Regions from separate parts of the Homo sapiens genome. Here region 2 is linked to region 1. A link is a contact called in ENCODE Hi-C or POLR2A ChIA-PET data. All regions are on one chromosome and are shown on one strand. The core of a region is the stretch at or near the end of the contact, and the rest is flanking DNA. Distances in the headings are between cores, read along the strand shown. Region 1 has its middle 21 kb from the start of CASP8. Region 2 overlaps CATSPERT (catsper channel auxiliary subunit tau).

What was found. Hi-C counts contacts between places; a loop is a spot of excess contacts on that map. ChIA-PET counts read pairs that join two places held with the same protein, here RNA polymerase II (POLR2A). Pooled maps may share reads with other maps.
Region 2: a map with no recorded cell type shows a loop between it and region 1 (4-fold over the local background). The contact joins two enhancer-like sites. A Hi-C loop is called at or near these places in 6 of 37 single-sample maps with no recorded cell type and 3 of 50 pooled maps. POLR2A ChIA-PET finds 5 or more read pairs at or near these places in 1 of 52 experiments (activated naive CD8-positive, alpha-beta T cell).

The regions. Positions count from the first base shown.
Region 1 is chr2:201,235,644-201,243,459 of GRCh38, reverse strand. It overlaps a transcript of CASP8 not described here. Among named protein-coding and RNA genes, the nearest start is that of CASP8, 21 kb to the left of the region's middle. Within about 2 kb of position 3,724, at least 11 of the 41 ENCODE cell types and tissues checked have a DNase peak (open chromatin) inside an H3K27ac peak, as active enhancers do.
Region 2 is chr2:201,576,838-201,584,653 of GRCh38, reverse strand. CATSPERT (catsper channel auxiliary subunit tau) reads left to right here. Exons shown (of 16, transcript NM_001168221.2): 5 at 2,437-2,559. Among named protein-coding and RNA genes, the nearest start is that of CATSPERT, 38 kb to the left of the region's middle. Within about 2 kb of position 4,038, at least 2 of the 41 ENCODE cell types and tissues checked have a DNase peak (open chromatin) inside an H3K27ac peak, as active enhancers do.

The DNA.
Region 1 (7,816 bases), core at 2,475-4,974:
TTACATTATGCTTGTGGATTCAAGGCTATGTGCACCTTGCAAAGTGAGTTGGGAAATCTCTTCTATATCCTATAGCTGCCTCAATAACAGAAATTGTCTTGTGTGTAAATTGACTATTCATTGCTTTTAATTAAATGGAAATTAGGTATTGACCTTTTTATGTATAGGAATCCTATGTATAGGAATCCTTTTCTATTGCTTTATCAATTATATTTTATTGTAGTAAGAACATTTAAGTGAGATCTACCCTCTTAGCAAATGTTTAAGTGTACAATACAGTATTGTTGACTATAGGTACAATGTTGTACAGCAGATCTCTAGAACTTACTCATCTTGCTTAACTAAAACTTTATGCTTGTTGACAGGCAACTCATTTCCCCCCTCCCCAGCCCCTGGCAACCACCATTCCACTCTTTGATTCTATAAATTTGACTACTTTAGATACCACATGTAAGTAGAATCATACAGTATTTGTCTTTTGGTGACTGGCTTATTTCACTTAGCATAATGTCTTCAAGATTCATCCATGTTGTCTTATATTATAGAATTTCCCTCCTTTATAAGGCAAATAATATTCCATTTTATGTGACTACCACATTTTCTTTCCCCATCCTAGATATTTAGGTTGTTTGCACATCTTGGCTACTGTAAATAGTGCTGCTATGACCATGGGAGTATAATATATTTAGAAATCAGGAAGTATGGTGCTTCTAGCTTTGTTCTTCCTCAAAACTGATTTAGCTATTTGTGGTCCTTTTTATACTTCAGAGGTTTTTTTCTGTAAAAAAAAAATCCATTGGGATGTTAATAGAGATCACACCAAATTTGTAGATTGCTTTAGGTAGTATATGCAATAGACTGATGTTTGTTTCCCCTAAAATTCATATGTTGAAACCTAATCCCCTATGTGTTGGTATTTGGAGATGGGACCTTTGGGAGGTGATTAGGTCATGAAGGTAGAGCACTTATGAATGGGACTAGTGCCTTATAAAAGAAATCCCAGAGCGCTCCATCACCCTAATTCCATGAGGACACATGGAGAAGATGGCCATTTATGAACCAAGAAGCAGGCCCTCACTAGATAGCAAATCTGCTAGCTACTTGATCTTGAATTTCCTAGCCTCCAGAACTGTGAAAAATAAATTTCTGTGTTTTATAAGCCACCAGTCTATGGTATTTTGTTTTAGCAGGCTGAATGGACTAAGGCACTGTATATGCATGGATTTATTTCTGAGCTCTCTCTTCTCTTCTGATGGCCTATGTGTTTGTCTTTATGCTATTCCCATGCTGTTTCAATTACTATAGCTTTGTAATATATTTGAAACATATTATGAATCCCATATATGAAAAGCTCACATCTAATATAATACTCAACAGTGAAAATTTTCTTATATATGGTCTTGATGATGTTGAGACTCTATTTCCAGTTTGTTGAAAAATTGTTTAATCACGAAAGGGTATTGAATTTTGTCAAATGCTTTCTCTGCATCTATTGAGATGATCATGTTATCTTTATATCTTTGCCCTGTTAATAGGCCATTTCGCACTGATTTATTTTTGTATGTTGATCCATACTTGTATCCTAGGGATAAATGCCACTCAGTCAGGATGTACGATCATTTAAATGTACTGTTGAATTTGATTTGCTAGTATTTTGTTATGAGTTTTTATATGTATATTCATCAGAGATATTGACCTGCAGTTTTCATTTCTTGTGGTGTCTTTGTTTGGCTTTGGTATCGGGATAATGTTGGCCACATAAAATAAATTTGGAAGTGTGCCCTCTTCTTCAATTTTTAAAAATAGTTTAAGAAGAACTGGCATTAATTCTTCTTGAGATGTTTGGAAGAATTCACCTGTGAAGCCATCTGGTCCTGGACTTCTTCGTTTGGGGAACATTTTTGATTATTGACTAAACCTCCACATTAGTTATAAGTCTGTTCAGACTTTGTATTTCTTCATGATTCAGTCATCGTAGATTGGAAGGTTTTGTGAATTTATTCATTTCTTCTAGATTATCCAGTTTGTTGGAATAGAATTGTTCATTATAGCCTCATGTTTTTATTTCTGTGGCATCAGTTGTAATGTCTCCTCTTTTATTTCTGATATTGTTTATTTGAGTCTTCTCTCTTTCTTACTTAGCCTAACTAGGGATTTGTTGATTTTGTTTATCTTTTCAAAAAACCAATTCTTTTGTTATTCTTTTCAAAAAATTTGTTGATTTTTTTTCTATTGCTTTTCTATTCTGTATTTTCTTGGTTCCTACTCTAATCTTTGTTATTTCCTTCACTAATTTTAGGCTTAGTTCCTCTTCTTCTTCATCTTCTTCTCCTCTCCTTGAGGCACGAAGTTAGACTATTTACTTGAGATCTTTCTTCTTTTTCACTGCAGATGTGTATTGCAATAAAGTACCTCTTAGTACTTCTTTGCTTAGTACTGCTTTTATCCTGTAAGTTTGGGTATGTTGTGCTTTTCTTTTCATTTATCTCAAGATATTTCCTAATTTCTTTTTTTATTTTTATGGCCTAATTGTTGTTCAAGAGTGTGTTGTTTAATTTCCACATATTTGTGAACTTTCTATTTTTCCTTCTGCCATTGATTTTTAGTTTCATTCCATCATGGTCAGAAAAGATACATGGTATGATTTCAGTCTCTTAAATTTGCAAAGACTTGTTTTGTGACCCAACTTGTGATCTACCTTGGAGAAAGTTCCATGTGCATTTGAGGATAATGTGTGTTCTACTGCTGTAGGGTGGAACGTTCTGTGTATTTCTGTTCGGTCCATTTGGTCTATAATGTTGTTTAAGTCCCCTGTTTCCTTATTAATCTTCTGTCTGAATGTTCTATCCATTATTTAAAGTACAGTGTTGAAGTCTCCTACTATTTTTGTATGGCTGGCTATTTCTCCCTTCAGTTCTGTCATTGTTTGTTTCATATATTTAGGTGCTCTGATATTGAGTGCATATATTTATAATTGTTATATCTTCATGGTGGATTGATGCTTTTTTCATTATATAATATACTTTAATGTCTCTTGTGACAGTTTTTGACTTAAAGTCGATTTTGTCTGATATAAATAGAGCCACTCTTGCTCTCTTTGGGTTGTCATCTGCATGGAATGCCTCGTTCCATCCCTGACAGGAGGCATCATAGTTCTGCTCTTCTAAAGGGCAATGATTCTAATGTTTCTCTGTGGGTAGGGGGAAAAGGAAAAGACAGAAAAATAACAGAAAATGTGAGATAGTGAATGGCCTTAAGAATTCTTTTCTGTCCTTGTAGACAATGGGCCCTGAAGGAGAAGAGTGTTCCTGGGCCAAATCTGCATGCATACACACAGTTTGATCTGCCTGGCTTATGAGGGATTCACATCTAGGCCTTACCTCCCACATGCTAAAAATGGGCCTATTTGAGTAACATGGGTGCTTCAAAAATCTCTATGAACTAATTTGAGGGGAAAAGGGGCACAGATGCAGAGGTAACTAGAAGGGATCATAAGTCCCCAAAATGCTCTGAAACTAGGGCCTTGCTGGTATTGGATAGAAGGGCAAAAGAGAGCCAGATCTCAGGAACTTGGTTTCACTTATCAACAGACAAATGCTGTCCCAGCTTGCATCAGAAGCCATCAGGGACAATATCAAAAGTTTCATAATTACGGTGCAGTGTGAGCTTCCAGAGAGCAAGCTGTGGGAGGATCCGGGTAAGGATTGCCCGCCACCCGTGACGCCTCAACAGGGAGGAGCTCCTTGCTTGAAAAGGGAAAAAATTGCCAAACTGAAGAGGAAGGAAACTGAAAGTAGCCACTAAGAAAAAGCAAGATGAACCCAAAGCACAATCAATCCAAGGTAACTGAGAATTCAGGAGAAAACAAATTAGAAAAGTAAACTGATAAGAGTCTATGTAACTCCTTAAAAGGTTTGTTATTAACCAAAAAGTAAAAATCAAATAAGCCAACAACAACCAAAAAAAACACTAGAAATTAGATGAAGATATCCAATAGTTGAAGACAAACGTATTTTTAAAAAGTAAGGAAGCCGCCCCGTCCGGGAGGGAGGTGGGGGGTCAGCCCCCCGCCCGGCCAGCCGCCCCGTCTGGGAGATGAGGGGCGCCTCTGCCCGGCCGCCCCTACTGGGAGGTGAGGAGCCCCTCTGCCCGGCCACCACCCCGTCTGGGAGGTGTACCCAGCAGCTCATTGAGAACGGGCCATGATGACAATGGCGGTTTTGTGGAACAGAAAGGGGGGAAAGGTGGGGAAAAGATTGAGAAATTGGATGGTTGCCGTGTCTGTGTAGAGAGAGGTAGACATGGGAGACTTTTCATTTTGTTCTATACTAAGAAAAATTCTTCTGCCTTGGGATCCTGTAGATCTGTGACCTTACCCCCAACCCTGTGCTCTCTGAAACATGTGCTGTATCCACTCAGGGTTGAATGGATTAAGGGCGGTGCAAGATGTGCTTTGTTAAACAGATGCTTGAAGGCAGCATGCTCCTTAAGAGTCATCACCACTCCCTAATCTCAAGTACCCAGGGACACAAACACTGCGGAAGGCCGCAGGGTCCTCTGCCTAGGAAAACCAGAGACCTTTGTTCACTTGTTTATCTGCTGACCTTCCCTCCACTATTGTCCTGTGACCCTGCCAAATCCTCCTCTGTGAGAAACACCCAAGAATGATCAATTAAAAAATAAATAAATAAATAAATAAAATAAAAAGTAAGGAAAAGACTGGGTGCAGTGGCTCACACCTGTAATCCTAGCACTTTTGAAGCCCAAAGCGGGCAGATTACTTGAGGCCAGGAGTTCAAGACCAGTCTGGCCAACATGATGAAACCCCGTCTCTACTAAAAATACAAAAAATTAGCCAGGCATAGCGGCACATGCCTATTGTCCCAGCTACTCGGGAGGCTGAGGCAGGAGAATTGCTTGAACCCAGGAGGCGGAGGTTGCAGTGAGCCAAGATTACGCCACTGCACTCCAGCCTGAGTGACAGAGTAAGACTCCATCTCAAGAAAAAAAAAAGAAAGAAAAAAGAAAAGCAAGGAAAATAAATAAATAAATGTTTCAGGGTTTCATTGTTTCCTACGCTGAGGTGGGAGCGAATATTCTCTGAAATTATCTTGTAGATAACCTTTAGAAAATTTAAATGATATCCCATATATTCCAGGCATATTCTCTCAAACAGAGCAAGTTCCCCACTTGCTCCACAAGATGCCACAAGCCTTCTCAAGGCTTCTCTGGGTCACCTGGATTTCAGCTCAGCCTTAGTTTCCTGACAACATCCTGTTGTTCCCTCATACTTTTCTTTTTTGCCTCCCTTGTTATTTGTTACCCCCACTTGGAATACTCTTCCTCTTTGATATCTCCAAAGTGTGAATCCACACAACACTGTCCACTTCCTCCAGGAAGTCTACCCTGACTGCTCCCACCTAGTATATCTCTTTCATTCACGTTCTTCTTGCACATTCAGTCAGAAACCTACAGCTGCTCTCCATTTGCCAAGAGGTTGTTCTCTAAGTTTATATCAAGATTGTTTGATGAGATCGCAAAATGCCACTTCCCATTTTTCCCCTAGCTGGCTTTTTAACCCGTGTCATGCCTGACATCTAAACATACTGCTTGATCACTACACAAGGCTGGCCCACAGACTGCTTTGGCACAAAGGCCAAAGACTACTAGGCTCAACGTTAATTCCTGTCTTTCTGGGCCAAGATAAAGCCAGAAGACACAGAGCCATCCACTGATGCACCAGTAAATTAATGACTTTACAAACCAGCATGCATTCTTGCGGGGAGTGTGTGCAAGTGGGAAAAAAACTGTCTGGATATCAAAATCAGTCACCAAGCTGTATATTTACAACTTGTGAATTCTTCAGTATTTATGTAAGGTTTCGATACAAATTTTACACCAGAAAATCAACATGACTCACTCCAGTCTTCTAATTTTCTATTTTTCCTCCGAGACCTTGCTGGATGTTTTCTTTTCTTTTTCTTTTTTCTTTTCTTTTTTCCTTTTTTTTTTTTTTTTTTTACTCTGAAGATCTACTGGAGAGATGTTTTCATAAAGATAGAGAAAAGGGTCTGGACAAGGTGGCTCACGCCTGTAATCCCAGCACTTTGGGAAGCCGAGGCGGGCAGATCACTTGAGGTCAAAAGTTTGAGACCAGCCTGGCTAACATGTTGAAACCCCATCTCTACTAAAAATACAAAAATTATCTGGGCAAGGTGGCAGGCATCTGTAATCCCAGCTACTCAGGAGGCTGAGGTGGGAGAATCTTTTGAACCTGGGAGGCGGAGGTTGCAGTGAGCCAAGAACGTGCCACTGCACTCCAGCCTGGGCGACACAGCAAGACTCTGTCTCAAAAAAAAAAAAAAAAAAAAAAATAGAAAGGGGTCATACTGGGGAAAAGGAACAAACACAGACGCACTGAAAAGAATCCAAATGGTTAAGAATATGACAAAGAGAATCAGAGACTACGAAGATTTAATTCAGGAGGGTGGGGATAGAAATAATTTGACACTGCTCTTCAGCTAAATTTATTCTTTACTTGAAAACTTCTGTCTGGCCAGGCACAGTGGCCCACGCCTGTCATCTCGGCACTTTGGGCAGCCGAGGCAGATGGATAGCTTGAGCCCAGGAGTTCAAGACAAGCCTGGGAAACATGATGAAACTCCATCTCTACAAAAAATGCAAAAATTAACTAGGTGCGGTGGTGCGCACCTATATTCCAGCTACTCGCAGATGGGGAGCTGAAGTGGGAGAATCACTTGAGCCTGGGAGGTTGAGTCTGCGGTGGGGCCAGGGTTCGGTAAGCCGAGGTCACACCACTGCACTCCAGCCTGGGCGGCAGAGCCAAACTCTTGTCTCTAAAAAAAGACTTTTTAATAGAATTTTCATGTTGGCTTGCTGCCCTCTGGTGGAATTATTAGGGTTTATCACAAACACTGTGGAATTCACTCTGGCAATGACCACTAACACAAAATACCGATGGTTCTTGGGCATAACTCTCCCCCTGGGGAGTTAGATCTTTGACTTCATGGCGTCAGGAATTTGTTATTGGCCTGGACAACAGAAACATGTCTGGAAAATCCCCAAATATTTGGAAATGAAATAACACAACTCTAAATAATCCATGGGTCAAAAAAGAAATCAAAAGGAAATTATGTAGTATTGAATTAAATTAAAATCAAAACAAAATATCAAAATGCATGGGATGCCGCTAAAGCAAGGCTAGGAGAAAATTTACAGAACTAAATGCCTAAAAGGAGCAGGGGTGGGGAGGGGCAGGAGGACAGGATTCAAGAGGGCATACGAAATATTTTGGAGGTAATATATATGTTCACTATCCTGACTGCAGTGATAGTTCCACTCAAATATATACAGTCATACGTCACTTAATGACAGGCATAAGTTCCAAGAAAAGCATCGTCAGTGATTTCGTCATTATGCCAACATCATAGAATGTACTTATGCAAAACCTAGATGGTATAGCCTACTACACACCTAGGCTATATGGTCTAGACTATTACTCCTAAGATGCAGACCTACAAAGCATGTTACTGTATTGAATATTGTAGGCAATTGTAACACAATGGTAAGTATTTGCATATCTAAATATATCTAAACATAGAAATGGTACAGTAAAAATACCGTATTATAATCTTATGAGACCACCATCATATATGTGGTCGGTCATTGACTGAAATGGCACATGAATATATATATGAGTGTGTCTATATGACTGTCATATATGTCATACATATGTCAAAACTTATCAAATTATATACTTTATATGCCATTTGTTGTATATCAATCATATCTCAGT
Region 2 (7,816 bases), core at 2,789-5,288, 340 kb before region 1:
GCGACACCATGCCCGGCTAAATTTTGTATTTTTAGTAAAGATGGGGTTTCACCATGTTGGTCAGGCTGGTCTCGAACTCCTGACCTTGTGATTCACCCACCTCGGCCTCCCAAAGTGCTGGGATTACAGGCATGAGCCACCATGCCTGGCTAGCTATTATTTCTTAAAATAGTGCTTCTCTGCTCCATTTTCTTAATCCTTTATTTCCTTTCCTTGGACTCTGGTTAACTTACGTTAGGTATTCTTACACTATCTTCCATGTCTTTTAACCTATAAAAAATATTTTTCATCACTTTGTCTCTCTGCCCAGCATTCCAAGTAATTCTTCTGATCTTTATTTTATTTTATTACTATTAGTTTTATTGAGACAGGGTCTCCCTCTGTCACCCACACTGGAGTGCAGTGGCGCGATCACGGCTCACTGCAGACTCAACCTTCTGAGCTCAAGTGATCCTCCTATCTCAGCCTCTTGAGTAGCTGGGACTAAAGACGTGCACTACCATGCTTGGCTACTTTTTGTATTTTTTTGTAGAGATGGGATTTTGCCATGTTGCCGAGGCTAGTATCAAACTCCTGGGCTGAAGCAATTCACCCACCTTGGCCTCCCAAAGTGCTGGGATTCCTTAATTCTAGTTCGTTAATTCTCCAAAGCTGCATCAGATTTGTGGTTGAGTTGATATAGTGTTTTTATTCAATTGTTTTAGTTTTCTTTTCTACAAGTTGTTCCTTGTTTAGGTTTGTTAAATCATTTTTAAAGTTTCCTGTGCCAGGAGTATATTTTCAGTTTGGTTTTTGTTCCTTTAAACATAGTAAACATAGCTCTTTAAAATTCCAATATTTAAGGTGTTTTGGGGGTCTATTTTTGCTCTTCTCATTTGTGGCGCTTTGTTTCCATGCTGACTGAGTTATTTTTGACTGTTAACTGCTCATTTTCCTTGGAAAATTATTTGTGGAACTTCTTTGAGGTCTAGGATGAAAGTAGGAGCTCTACGCAAGATTTGTGTTTCTTCTAAGGCAACCGAGCCCACTACCAGTTTGGGACCATTTTCAACTAAATTCCACTTGAGATATTTTAAAAAATATAAGTCGTCCTGTTTATTTGTTTATGTTATGACAAAATATACATAATATAATGTTTACCATGTAAACCATTTTAAGTATCTGGCTCGAAATTTTTTATAAGATTCAGTGACTGTGACTTTAGGCTGCAATTTCACTGAACCGGTTTTTGTTTATAGCTTATTAGGGACCCAACACTCCGTTCTACTCAGCAGTACAACTTTCCTTGCAGCCTTCTGTAGATGTGATGGGAGAAGGGGTTCTCCATTCACTGAAGCCGTAGCCCTTTGGGTTCTCAGCTTTCTGGGAGGATGGTTGGGGAAGGACCCTCTGTTAAATGTATCATGTCTTGTCTTCTCTGTTCTTTGCCTTTCAAGACCATATGAACTGCAGTTTTAGGTCACCTGATTGGGAAGTGCCCTGAGGGCAAATGTAACTTCAGGGTCTAGTTTACTTCTCTGAGTGTCTGTCAATACTTGGAGTTTTATATGATTACTTCTCACCATTTTATTAACCCTGTTTTGCTTTTAAAATGGTATTTTAAATATTTTATTGAGCATTTGTAGTTTTCTACTGTTTCCAATAATCAAGATGCCAAATTGTTGAAAAATGGAGCCTGCCCTCTTAACTAGTCTGCTGGCACACAGGGCTTGCATTCCTTTTTCTCATTTCTTGGGGGAAGACAGTCACTAGCATAACTTTAAGAAGGCTGATATCGGCTCTGATTTCAACCATCAGGAGAAACACTGCAGGAAGGCACCTGGATTCTTAGGAGTGGGGAGGCATGACTTTTTTTCTAATTAGCAATAGTGTACAGATATTAAAGATTACATAATAATGGTACTGTGCTCCAGAGCTCAGGGTTGGGAGAGAGTTTCAAGTTCAGGCAATGGTATATATTTTGTCAAAAAGTTAAAGAACAGAGACTGAAAAGGATATTAGATATTTTTTAGTGTTGGATATTTGGATAACCTGTATTTGGATTATCTGGATTATTTGGATTTCGTATTGGGTAGTTGATTATCTTTGATAGTGTAGTTTCAATAGAGTATTGAGGGTGAACTTTTGTGTAGTGTTAAAAAGAGAATGTAGGTAATGGGTGTTTCCAAAAGATGATAATTGCCGTTAGATATAAGCAAGATCTTCATTTTGTTGATATTAGTATATATGTGACTGTGAGGTTGAAAGTTATAAAGCTAATGACATACAAAAACGTATCACTAGGTATGCAAATAATATTTATTTGCATAATATAGTATGCAATAGTATTTGCATAATAATATTTGCATAATATAGTAATAGTATATTGGATGTATGTGTTCAGAAATATTTAGGCTCAAATTTAATGCTTCTTTTCTTATATATTTTGATATTGAGGTTCCCAGACGTTATGATGATAAGCGGAATAATATTTTATTGGAACTCATACAATATGACAATAGAGAAAAACGTGCTTTCTTGTTAGGGAGTGTTCAGATACATCTTTATGAGGTAATTCAGGTATGTATAAAATGATTTTTTTCACCTTGGTATCACGTTGCCAGTTGGTTGTCCAGTTTGTTGTGATTTATTATACTTGATGGGCTTTTTTTGTTTATTATCTGCCTTCAAATTCATGTGTTTAAGAAATAAAATCTCCTTTTGGCTATATATTTTTTAAAAGAGTTGGCTTATAATAGCATAATGTTTCTAAAAATTTATTTTCCAGCCTGTAATCCCAGCACTTTGGGAGGCCGAGGTGGGCAGATCAACTGAGGTCGGGAGTTCGAGACCAGCCTGACCAACATGGAGAAACCCCATCTCTACTAAAAATACAAAATTAGCTGGACATGGTGGCCCATGCCTGTAATCCCAGCTACCTGGGAGGCTGAGGCAGGAGAATTGCTTGAACCTGGGAGGTGGAGGTTGTGGTGAGCCAAGATTGCACCATTGCACTCCAGCCTGGGCAACAAGAGCAATACTCCGTCTGGAAAAAAAATATTTTCCAGAATATGTATGTGTATATATATATATATATATATATATATATATATATATATATATATACACACATTTTTTTCCAGAATATTTTATATATATATATATATATATATATATATATATATATATATATATATTCCGGAATGTGTGTGTGTATACATATATATATATATATATATATGAAATTAAGTAACCAAAAAACCCACACTTACACTTTTAGGTTGTATCACTAACTAACTTTCTGGAAAATAAATTTTCTTGGCCCACTGCAACATTTGCCTCCCTGGCTCAAGGGATTCTCCTGCCTCAGCCTCCCCACTATCTGGGACTACAGGTACATGCCACTGCACCAGACTGCTTTTTGTGTTTTTAGTAGAGACAGGGTTTTGCTGTGTTGCCCAGGCTGGTCTCGTACTCCTGAGTTCAAATAATCTGCCCGCCTCAGCCTCCCAAAGTGTTGGGATTACAGGCCTGAGCCACTGTGCCTGGCTATTTAAATTTGCAAATAAAAGTTGCATATATTTATCGTGTACAGAATGATGTTTTGAAATATGTATACATTGTAGAATGGCTAAATAAAGTTAAACATGTTTTATTATGTTTCTGAAATGTCTTAAGACATGACTGAAGCTGCAAACTCTGTCTCTTAGTTGGCAATACAAATTTTGGTTTAGTTCTTTCATCCTTAGCTGGGCTGCTTACAGACTTCCTTGTGCATGTGTCTTTTAGAGGTTAGCCAAAGATTTGGGCAGAGTTTATATACAGATTTTATGGTTGCTTCCCTCTTGTTTTCTCCTTTCTAGGAGTCCTTTTCACTTTCCGGCAGCTCATTTTGTGGTTGTGTTGAACTCAGAGTCAAGAACTTACTGATTGGTGAATAAGTATAAACAATCTAAAGTATTTTCAGGAATGTTTTTTGTTACATACAGCAAGGAAGTCTTCAAAGACTAATGGGGTTATGTCAACAGCCAGATTGCAGGGACTCCTATTGCCCAACTTCAGAATAACTTGAACATAGATTATTGCAACATTCTGAATAAAGGAAAATTCGTGACTCCTTGGTGATCTTCAAAAAAGAGAAGAAAAGATGTGGCATAGGAAGAAAAAGGAAAATTTTAAAACAAAAGAATACCAGTTTATGAATGTAGAAGTAATGAAAGAATTACAAATTATTGTTTTTGCAACTCTTTGTAATGAATAATGATTAATTCAGTCAATATTTAGCAATGGCACTAAAAACCATTAGGTAAAAGTTTATTGGGAAGCAAGATATTTGCATGGTGCCGTAGTAACAGCGCAGGGGAAATGTTACTCTACAATAGACAGATGTGGTAGTTGCCACTTTAACCAAGAGCTCGAATTTAGCATAATGAATTGTGGATAACTTAACATCATGTACTTCCTGTAGTGATACAATGTGAAGTACACAGTATTATCTATGACTTATCGTCATCAAAAATGTTTAACCTGGCTGGGTGCAGTGGCTCAGGCCTGTAATCCTAGCACTTTAGGAGACTAAGGTGGGAGAGTTGTTGAGGCCAGTAGTTGGAGACCAGTCTGGCAACATAGCAAGACCCTGTCTCTACACACATAGAATTAGCCAGGTGTGGTGGCATGTGCCTGTAGTCCAAGTGACTTGGGAGGTTGAGGCAGAAGGGTCGATTGAGCCCAGGAGTTCGAGACTGCAGTGAGCTATGATCGTGCTACTGCACTCCAGCCTGGGTGACAGAGCAAGACCCTGTCTCAAAAAAAAAAAAAAAAGAAAAAGAAAGAAGTGTAACCCAAATCTAATCAAGCTGAGTGTAGAACTAACTTCAAGTTTACGGGAATTTAGTGAGTAGGGGAAAATGTTAAACAATACCTTAAGATAAGTACAGAAATGGGACATACCAGTGTAGATTCTTTAAATAGCTTTGGTCATTAAAAAAAAAACCAAAACGCACCAAAGATGGAAGGAACTATTCTAGATTTAAAGAGATACAACACATTTGACTGAATACAGATTCGAAAAAGTTGTAAAAGACTCTTGGGAGCCAGGCTTGGTGGTTCACACCTGTAATTCCAGGACTTTGGGAGGCTGAGGGAGGTGGATTGCTTTAGCCCAGGAGTTTGAGACCAGCCTGGGGAACATGGTGAAACCCTTTCTCTAAAAACAAAACAAAACAGCAAAACAAAAACAAAACCCACAAAAAAACACCCACAAAAAATTAGCCAGGCATGGTGACACCTGCCTGTAGTACCAGCTGCATGGGGGGCTGAGGCAGGAAAATCACCTGAGCCCAGTGAGGTCGAGGCTGCAGTGAGCCATGATTGCACCACTGCACCCCAGCCTGGGCAACAGAGTGAGACCCTGTCTCAAAAAATAAAACATAAACATAAATAAAAGACATTCTTGGGACAATTAGGAAAATTTAATAAATATTTACTGAATATTAGAAAAAATTCTAGAATTGTTAATTTTCTTGGGTATAATACTGATATTGTGGATATATATGTATGAATTTTCTTATTTTTACAGTATCCAAGGTAAACATTGGGAGTGAAGAGTAATGATGATTGCAACTTATAAATAGATCAGCAAACATATCTATACACACACAGAGATTTTAAAAAATGGCATACTGTTAAATCAGATAAATTTCTAATACATAGAAAGAGATGAAGAAGGATAAACATATGGAGTAATGAATAAGTGTAAGCAACCAGAGATTCTCAAAAATATTTTGGGAGAAGATCTTTGGAAATGACTAAAGTTCCTTTGACTGTATGGCAATTTAGGCATCAAAAAATGTGACATTACTTATTAGTTAATTTTTGTTGAAGAAAATGTAGAAGCTTAGATACTTAGACTAGAAGCATATATGCAAACTTTTCAATATTTATTTTTATAAGATCATGAATAATATGCTAATATTTTAAAATACAAAGGTAAATTTTTTAAAATTCAGAAATCACCCATCATTCCACAATTCTAATATAACATTTCATTGTTCAGAGTTTCTTTCCAATTCATTCTTATAAACATAAACAGAAAAATAGAAAATATAAAAAGACCCAAATACATATTCTGGAACTGAAAAGTAAAATATCTGAAATTAAAAATTTGCTGAATGGGCTCAACAGCAGAATGGAGGTGCTAGAGGTTTTCTTATTACTTCCGTTAAAATTTGTGTGACTATTTAAAGTAAAAATTATAACATGATCTGTGCGGTTTATAATGTTTGGAGAGGTAATGCATATGACAACCACAGCATATAGCATAGGGAGAAGATGAGGTCTAAAGGACTTTTATAATGCAAGGTTTTTGCATTTTCTCTGTTTTATTATAATAAAAATAGAGTTCAAGTCTTTATGTTGCTGCTTGATGCCATCTTCTGTCTCCTCCCTCTCCCTCAAGAAAAAATGATTATCCAAAACTTTGTATTTATTATTCCCTTATTTTTCATAGCTTTACTACTTATGTATGATTATAGAAATATTATATTTCTAAATGTAGTATGTTTCTAATATTAATACACTTAGCTAGTGTTAATTTTTTGCTGCTGCATACAATTCCATATGGGTGTATTCCTCTGTTTGCCCATAAATTAATTTTTTAGCTGATCATTTATTTTTACTTGATAAATACAGTATATATTTATGGGGTACAATGTGATGTTTTGATCTATGTATACACTGAAAAAGATTCAATCAAACCAATTAATATTTCCATCACCTCACCAACTTATCTTTTTTTATAATGAGGATGATGAAAATCTATTTTATTCAGCAGTTTTGAAATATACAATACGTTACTATTAACCAGGCAGTGCAGGAGATCACTAGAACCTGCTCCTCCAGTCTAACTTTATACACATCTTCCCTTTCTCCATTCCTACCCCTACTCCCCAGCCTCTGGTAACCACCTTTCTACTGTTTCTATGAGATTGACTTTTTTAGGTTCCACAGATAAGTGAGATCATACAGTGTTTGTCTTTCTGTGCCTGGCTTATTTCACTTAGAATAAAATTCTCCAGTTTTATCCATGTCACAAATGACAGAATTTCCTTTTATTTTAAAGCTGCATAGTATTCCATTGCATGTATGTATATACAGCACATATTCATCTGTTCATTTGGTGATGAACACTAGGTTGCTTCCATATCTTGGCTATCGTGCTGACATGAGTGCAGATATCTCTTTGACATACTGATTTCAATCCCTTTAAATGTATACTCGAAGTGAGATTGCTGGATCATATAGTAATGATATTTTTAATTTTTTGAGGAACACCCATAGTATTTTCCAGAATGTCTGTACGGGTTAAATATCACTTATCTGAAAAAGCCTGGGACCAGAGGCATTTTGGACTTCTAATTTTTTTTTGATGTTGGAATATTTGCATATACATAATGAGATAGCTTGAGGATGGGACCCAAGTCTAAACATGAAGTTCATTTATGTTTCATATACATCTTATATACATAGGCTGGTGGTAATTTTATACAATATTTTAAATAATTTTGTGCATGAAACAAAGTCTTCATTGTATATTGATTGTGGCTTGTCTGTCACATAGGCCAAGTATGGAGTTTTTTTACTTCTGTGTCATTTTGGCACTCAAAAAGTTTCTGGAAAATTGTGGACCTACTCATTACAGCAGAGATGACTATAGATATTGAGCAGGGATACCAAAGGTTAACGTGGTTTAAAAGATCCAGCCATCCCTGAGAGATGCGAGAAGTACTCAGTCCTATCGGGACTCAGCTTATCATATAGAATTATGTTTAAGTAACCC